Linked DNA regions of Homo sapiens: region 1 is linked to region 2. A link is an interaction called in ENCODE POLR2A ChIA-PET data of the cell type or tissue named here. Cell type or tissue: K562. All regions are shown on one strand. Links, peaks and the distances in the headings refer to the core of each region. The heading gives the core; the rest is flanking DNA.

Region 1 (2,904 bases), core at 264-2,763, 660 kb after region 2:
AGACCACCACACAGGGAGGAGTCAGGCAGAGCCAATGGTTACGGGGAGGGAGGGGCGGGGGGGCTTCAGCCTCTTCTACCAGTGCCAGTCACAGGGGGCCAGCTGAGGCTGGGTGGAGACCAGGTCAGGGTACCAAGAGAGGACAGACATGAAGGTATGAACAAGGCCATGAAAGATAGGACCTGGTGTAAAGACAGGTCATCCTCTTTAGAGGACATCCATGTCCCCCATATAGAACATGTGGCCTAAGAGGGACAGAAGCCAGAGAGTTCCAGAATACACTGAGTCCCAGGGGCTGGCAAGGACCCCAGTGAGGACCTGCTCAATTGCGGAGTCCCTGAGGCCAAGGGTGACAAAGGTGGCTTCCTGCAAAGGGCCCCCAGGCCAGCTGGGACCCCCATGCTCCAGCCCTGTTTGCTGGGCAGAACTGTGGGCTGCTATGCCCTGGTGTTAGGGATCTTGCAGATGAGGGGGAAGGAAGACAGCATTAAAAAATTCCATCCAATCGCTTGAGCCCAAGAGTTAGAGGCTGCGTGATTCATGATAGCACCACTGCACTTCAGCAGCCTGGGTGACAGAGCGAGACCCAGTCTCTAAAAAAAAAAAAAAAAAAAAAAAAAAATCCCATTCCGAGGAACCTCCCGTCCTAAGCTCAGACTTGGCCATTTAGTCGCTGCCCCCCACCAGGGATGGGGAAGCTAAAATGGAATTCCTCCTGTGAAGATAGAGCAGTCACAGGAGTACCCAAAAGGCAAGTGGTGCCCAAGGCCACACAGGGCAGGAGGGACCCCGACTCCAGCAGCTTCCGCACCCTCTCAGAGCAGCCCGCAGTGGAGCCTCAAGACTCCCCACTCCCTCTGCCAGGGCTGACGGTCGGCAGCGTCCAGCAGCTGTGGGAGCCACCCCGCCATTCCCCAGGAGAAGGGTCTTCACCCATCCAGGAGAAGGGGTGCCCAGTCAAACTGCCCTGGGGCTCTAACTGCCCTGCCAGTCCTCCCGTGGCTGGGGGCAGATGACGTCACCCCCTCTGCACCTGCATTTCCACAGCAGCAATGCCCAGCACTCAGCGTTACCGGTCAGATCCAGACATAGCCTGGCACCCGCAAAAGGCCCTCTGCGTGGCCATCTGGAGTTTGCCAAGACTTCTCAAGGTGGTTACACTCCTTTCCAAAGCACTTTTGGGCTGGAGACCTCGTTACACAGCCCAGGACTCTGGGGAAGAGCAAGACTGCCAGGGTCATCCCATTTCCCACTGGACAGGCCCAGGCCCAGAGAGGGGAGTGGCTTCAGGGAAACACCCCGCAAGCTGGAGGCAGGACTTGGGGGACCCAGCCCCCGCTTCCTTCCCACACCAGCCTCCATGTGGAGAAGGGGTGACGGGCCCCACACGGCCTCCCCAGGGCAGCGTCAGGTCTTGCTGTGGCCGCTCGAGGTCTCCGTGCCTCCCACCAGTCTTTCTGGGGCAGCTCCCCCCCTCCTCCTGGGCAGCCCTCCCCGCAGTTGCTGATTCTTTGCGAGCCACCCAGGGGCTTGGGCGGCCAGGACCACTCAGACCAGACCCCCCCGGCCCGAGGCTTAGGGAGGGTGCCGGAGCTCCCCGGGGACTGCTGGAGTCCGGGCTGGGCTTTCAGGGCCCCCGCAGGGGTCCGGGCCCCAGGGGAAGGCGAGGCGCGGGTGGCCCTGCGGTTCGGAGGTGGGGTTGGGGGCGCACGTGGCCGTACTGCCCGTGCGGTCGTGTCAGGCCCCGCCGCGCCCCGGTCCCAGCACGTTCGTCCGCCGCGCAGGGAACAAAGCGTCCTGCGCATTCCTGCGCGCTGACTCATGGCCGGCACGTAGCGCGCCGCCGCCCCTGCTTTGCCCAAAATTGGTCGGGAGGCGAGGGCGGGCCGAGCGCCGCCGCCTGCAGGTCCGCCGCGGCTGCTCGCGCTCGGGCCCCCAGCCCGAGGATTTCCCAAACACGTCGGAGAGGGAGAGGCAGCTGCAGGAACCGCCCGGCCGTGGGGCCCGTGGCGGGGGGCGAATCCCTGCCGGGGGGCCCCTCTTCTCTTTCAGCCTCATTTTCTCCATCTGCCGAGGGGGCATTTGCCAGGCACGGCTGTAAGGACTTGGTATGAGTTATCTCACCTAAGTCGCACACCTACCCCGAGGAAGGTGCTATTAGCATCACCATTTTAGATGTGGAAACTGAGGCACAAGGCGGTTCCAGGCAGGGAATGAGACATGGACACTGACTTGCTTGAGGTGAGGTGCTAGTCAGCTGCAGAGCAAGGATTTGAACCCGGGCTGTAAGGTTTCAGAATCTACATGTGTCCCCTCAAGTGAGCTGCGCAGCCTGTGGCCCGCAGGGTTCCAGGCTCCCTGCCCTTTGGTGGTTGAGACTGGTCCGTGGGGCTCCGGGATGCGTCCCTTTCTAAGCCTCCATTCTCTTACCCATCAAGTAGGTGCCGGCAGAAGGGGGCCCCCCAGGGGTTGTTGGGAAAATCACAAGTGAGGATCCAAGTATTACTGTCTGGTGGAAGGAAGAGGGAAAGGGTTTAACAAACCTGCGTCCCCAGCACCCTCCGGTGATACGGGCAACACCAAAGTATAGAGAAGGGCGAGCTAAGCCCCGCCGGGCAGGGCCATACTGGGATGGGCCTCCTTAGGGCAGCCAGGCGACTTCCGAGCTGTGAGCTGCCTGTCCCCCACAGGGTAAGCACTTGTCAGAGCTGGAAAATGAGGTAGTGGGAGGGGCCCTGCCCAGGATGTCTCTGCCAGCCTTTCCCCTTTCGCCCTTGCAGCCTGGTTTCAGAGACCGTGGAGTTCTTTGGAGCTGTGGGGTGCTGGGCTCATCAGAGGTCCTCTGACCCTGAGTTTGCAGGAATGAGGCAGCCAGCAGATGGCCTTGTTCTCAGATGCCAAGAC
Region 2 (2,904 bases), core at 226-2,725:
TGCCAAAAACAAACAAACAAACACCAAAACCCAAAACAAAACAAAGTAACAACAACAACAAAAAATGTACCAGAGGAAACATAGAGGAAAACTTCTTGACATTGGTCTTGGCAAAGATTTCTCGCCTATGATCCCAAAACCACAGGCAACAAAACCAAAAATAGACAAAAAGGAGTGCAGCAAATTAAACTGCTTCTGCACAGGTAAGGAATGAAAAGAATCTATAGAATGAGACAAAATATTTCAAATGAAACATATGCTAGTGGATTAATATCCGAAATCCATACAGAATTCAAACAACTCAATAGCAAGAAAACAACCCAATTTAAAAACAGGCAAAGCAACTGAATAGACATTTCTCTTTTTTTTTTTTTTTGAGACGGAGTCTTGCTCTGCCACCCAGGCTGGAGTGCAGTGACGTGATCTTGGCTCACTGCAACTTCCGCCTCCTGAGTTCAAGCGATTCTCCTGCCTCAGCCTCCCGAGTAGCTGGGATTACAGGCATGTGCCACCATGCCCAGCTAATTTTTGTATTTTTAGTAGAGATGGGGTTTCACCATGTTGGTCAGGCTGGTCTAGAGCTCCTGACCTAAGGTGATCTACCTGCCTCGGCCTCCCAAAGTGCTGGGATTACAGTGGTGGGCCACTGCGCCCGGTGACATTTTTCAAAAGAAGACATACAAAAGGCAAGGAGGTATATGAGAAGGTGCTCAACATCACTAATCAACAGGGAAATGCAAATTAAAATCATGATGAGATATCACCTCACATCTGTAAGAAGGACTTTTGTCAAAAAAGAAAAAAAAAGATGCTTGCTGGGTATGGGGGCACCCACCTGTATGTAATCCTAGCTACTTGAGAGGCTGAGACGGGAGGATCACTTGAGCAAGGGAGTTTGAGACCGACCTGGGCAACATAGCAAAATCCCATCTCAAATAAATAAATAAATAAATACACACACACACACACACACACACACACACACACACACACACACACTAGCAAAAAGAAAAGATAACAAGTGTTGGCAAGGGTGTGGAGAAAATGGAACCCTCACACACTGTTGGTGGAAAGATAATTTAGCATAGCCATTATGGAAAACAGTATGAAGTTTCCTCAAAAAATTAAAACTAGAAATGCCATACAATCCAGCAATCCCACTTCTGGGCATATAGCCAAAAATGCGAAATCAGTATATCAAAGAAATATCTACAGTCTCATATCTATTTCAGCATGATTCACAATAGTCAAGATATAGAATCAACCAAGGCATCCATCAACAAATGCATGGATCAAGGAAATGTGATATATATACACAATGAAATACTATTCAGCCTTAAAAAAGAAAAAATCCTGTTGTGGGTGACGAAGTGGATGAAACTGGGGGACATTACACTAAGTGAAATAACCCAGGCACAGAAAGACAAATCCTACTTGATCTCACTGAAATGTGGAATCTAAAAAAGTTGAACTCATAGAAGTAGAGTAGAATAGTGGTTACCAGGGGTTGGGGTTTGGGAGGAAGTGGGGAGATGGTAAACAAAGAAGAAGGAAAAGAAGAAGCTCCGCCAGGCCCACAGAGAGCAGCTCGTTGATGCTGGTATCATCACTGCTTCTGGGCAGCAGCACAGCCGTGTGGCTGGCACATGGCAGGACTCAGACAGCAGCACTTCTCTTTGCTGTCTCCAGCAGGCAGGTGGGAAGCCAGCGTAGCTGCAGGAAGCAGTGGGAGATAAGTCTAGATCTAGCTAGTGCACGAGCTCTGGTTAGACTTGGTAGGTGGCAGTGTGGAGCCATGGAGGAGTAGGGGCACCATCAGAGTTGTGCTGCGGTGCTCCTCTGGCATGGTGGGCATGGAGGGCCCACAGGACGCAGGGCCAGGAAGGAAGGTCTGGCCTGGCCCAAAGGTAGTGATAAAGGCCCCAGTGAGTGAGGATGGAGGGGTGAGAAGTAGGGGCCCAGAGAACTGCAGGAGGCATTGCAAAGGCCCTTCACCAGCCTTGCCTGTGGGGTGACGGCAAGGAGGAACCTGTAGTCTGGGAGATTGCAGGACTCATGAGCAGAACTAAGCTGCTGTCTTGGGCATGCACCCGGGTCTTCGGGAGCTGAGTTCAGATGGCACAGCCTCTTGGCCTCCAACTTTGCTCCTCCGCGGCTGTCCAGGACCAAGGCTTTGGGGGACCCCACTCTGGAAAGGCCCTGCTCCCAGAAGTTCCCAGCATGGCTCCCAGCCTGAATAAAGGCACTGAGGTTGGCTGCAAGGATGTGGAGGCTGCACTGGGTCCCCATGAGGCATCATCCGCTGGAGCAAGGGAGTAATATGGTGGTCAGAGCATGGACCCTGGCCCACATGTCCTGGGAAGTGCCCTGTCTTGTCATTTTGCTTGGTCTATGATCTGGGCTTAGTTTTTCTCTCTGTACCTGACTCTTCTTAGACTGGGTGGGGTGATAATAACAGTATCTGCTTCATCGGTCTGTTGTGAGGACTCCATGAGTTACCATGAGTGCCAAGTGAGTAGGATAGTGCCTGGGATAGAGTGAATGCTCAATAAACATTGGCTGTTATAATTATAATAATAATAATTATTTTTATTTTTTTTTCATTTTTTTTCTGAGACAGGGTCTTGTTCTTGTCACCCAGGATGGAGTGCAGTGCTGCAATCTCGGCTCACTGCAACATCCGCCTCCTGGGCTCAAGTGATTCTCTTGCCTCAGCCTCCTGAGTAGCTGCGATTACACGTCTGGCTAATTTTTGTATTTAGTAAAGACGGGGTTTCGCCATGTTGGCCAGGCTGGTCTTAAACTCCCGACCTCAGTGATCCTCCCACCTTGACCTCCCAAAGTGCTGGGGTTACAGGTGTGAGTCACCACACCCAGCCTATAATTATTATTATTTTTAAATAC

The links. ChIA-PET counts read pairs that join two places held together with the same protein. Peaks named below come from ENCODE experiments on the same cell type or tissue, not always from the same donor. Only the 100,000 strongest peaks of a DNase experiment are listed, where the experiment ranks them.
Region 1: POLR2A ChIA-PET joins it to region 2 with 5 read pairs; 1 of 35 experiments calls an interaction of 5 or more read pairs at or near these places.

Annotation. Positions count from the first base shown.
Region 1 is chr1:41,495,306-41,498,209 of GRCh38, reverse strand. No RefSeq gene overlaps it. Among named protein-coding and RNA genes, the nearest start is that of EDN2, 12 kb to the right of the region's middle. RefSeq lists silencers at 1,604-1,653, 1,794-1,983 and an enhancer at 1,507-2,055. In K562, for the core only: a CTCF peak has its summit at 2,462 (motif pointing right); DNase peaks (open chromatin) are centred at 1,809 and 2,449; H3K4me3 peaks cover 800 bases.
Region 2 is chr1:42,156,668-42,159,571 of GRCh38, reverse strand. No RefSeq gene overlaps it. Among named protein-coding and RNA genes, the nearest start is that of GUCA2B, 4.7 kb to the right of the region's middle. In K562, for the core only: a CTCF peak has its summit at 1,773; a DNase peak (open chromatin) is centred at 1,747; H3K27me3 peaks cover 670 bases.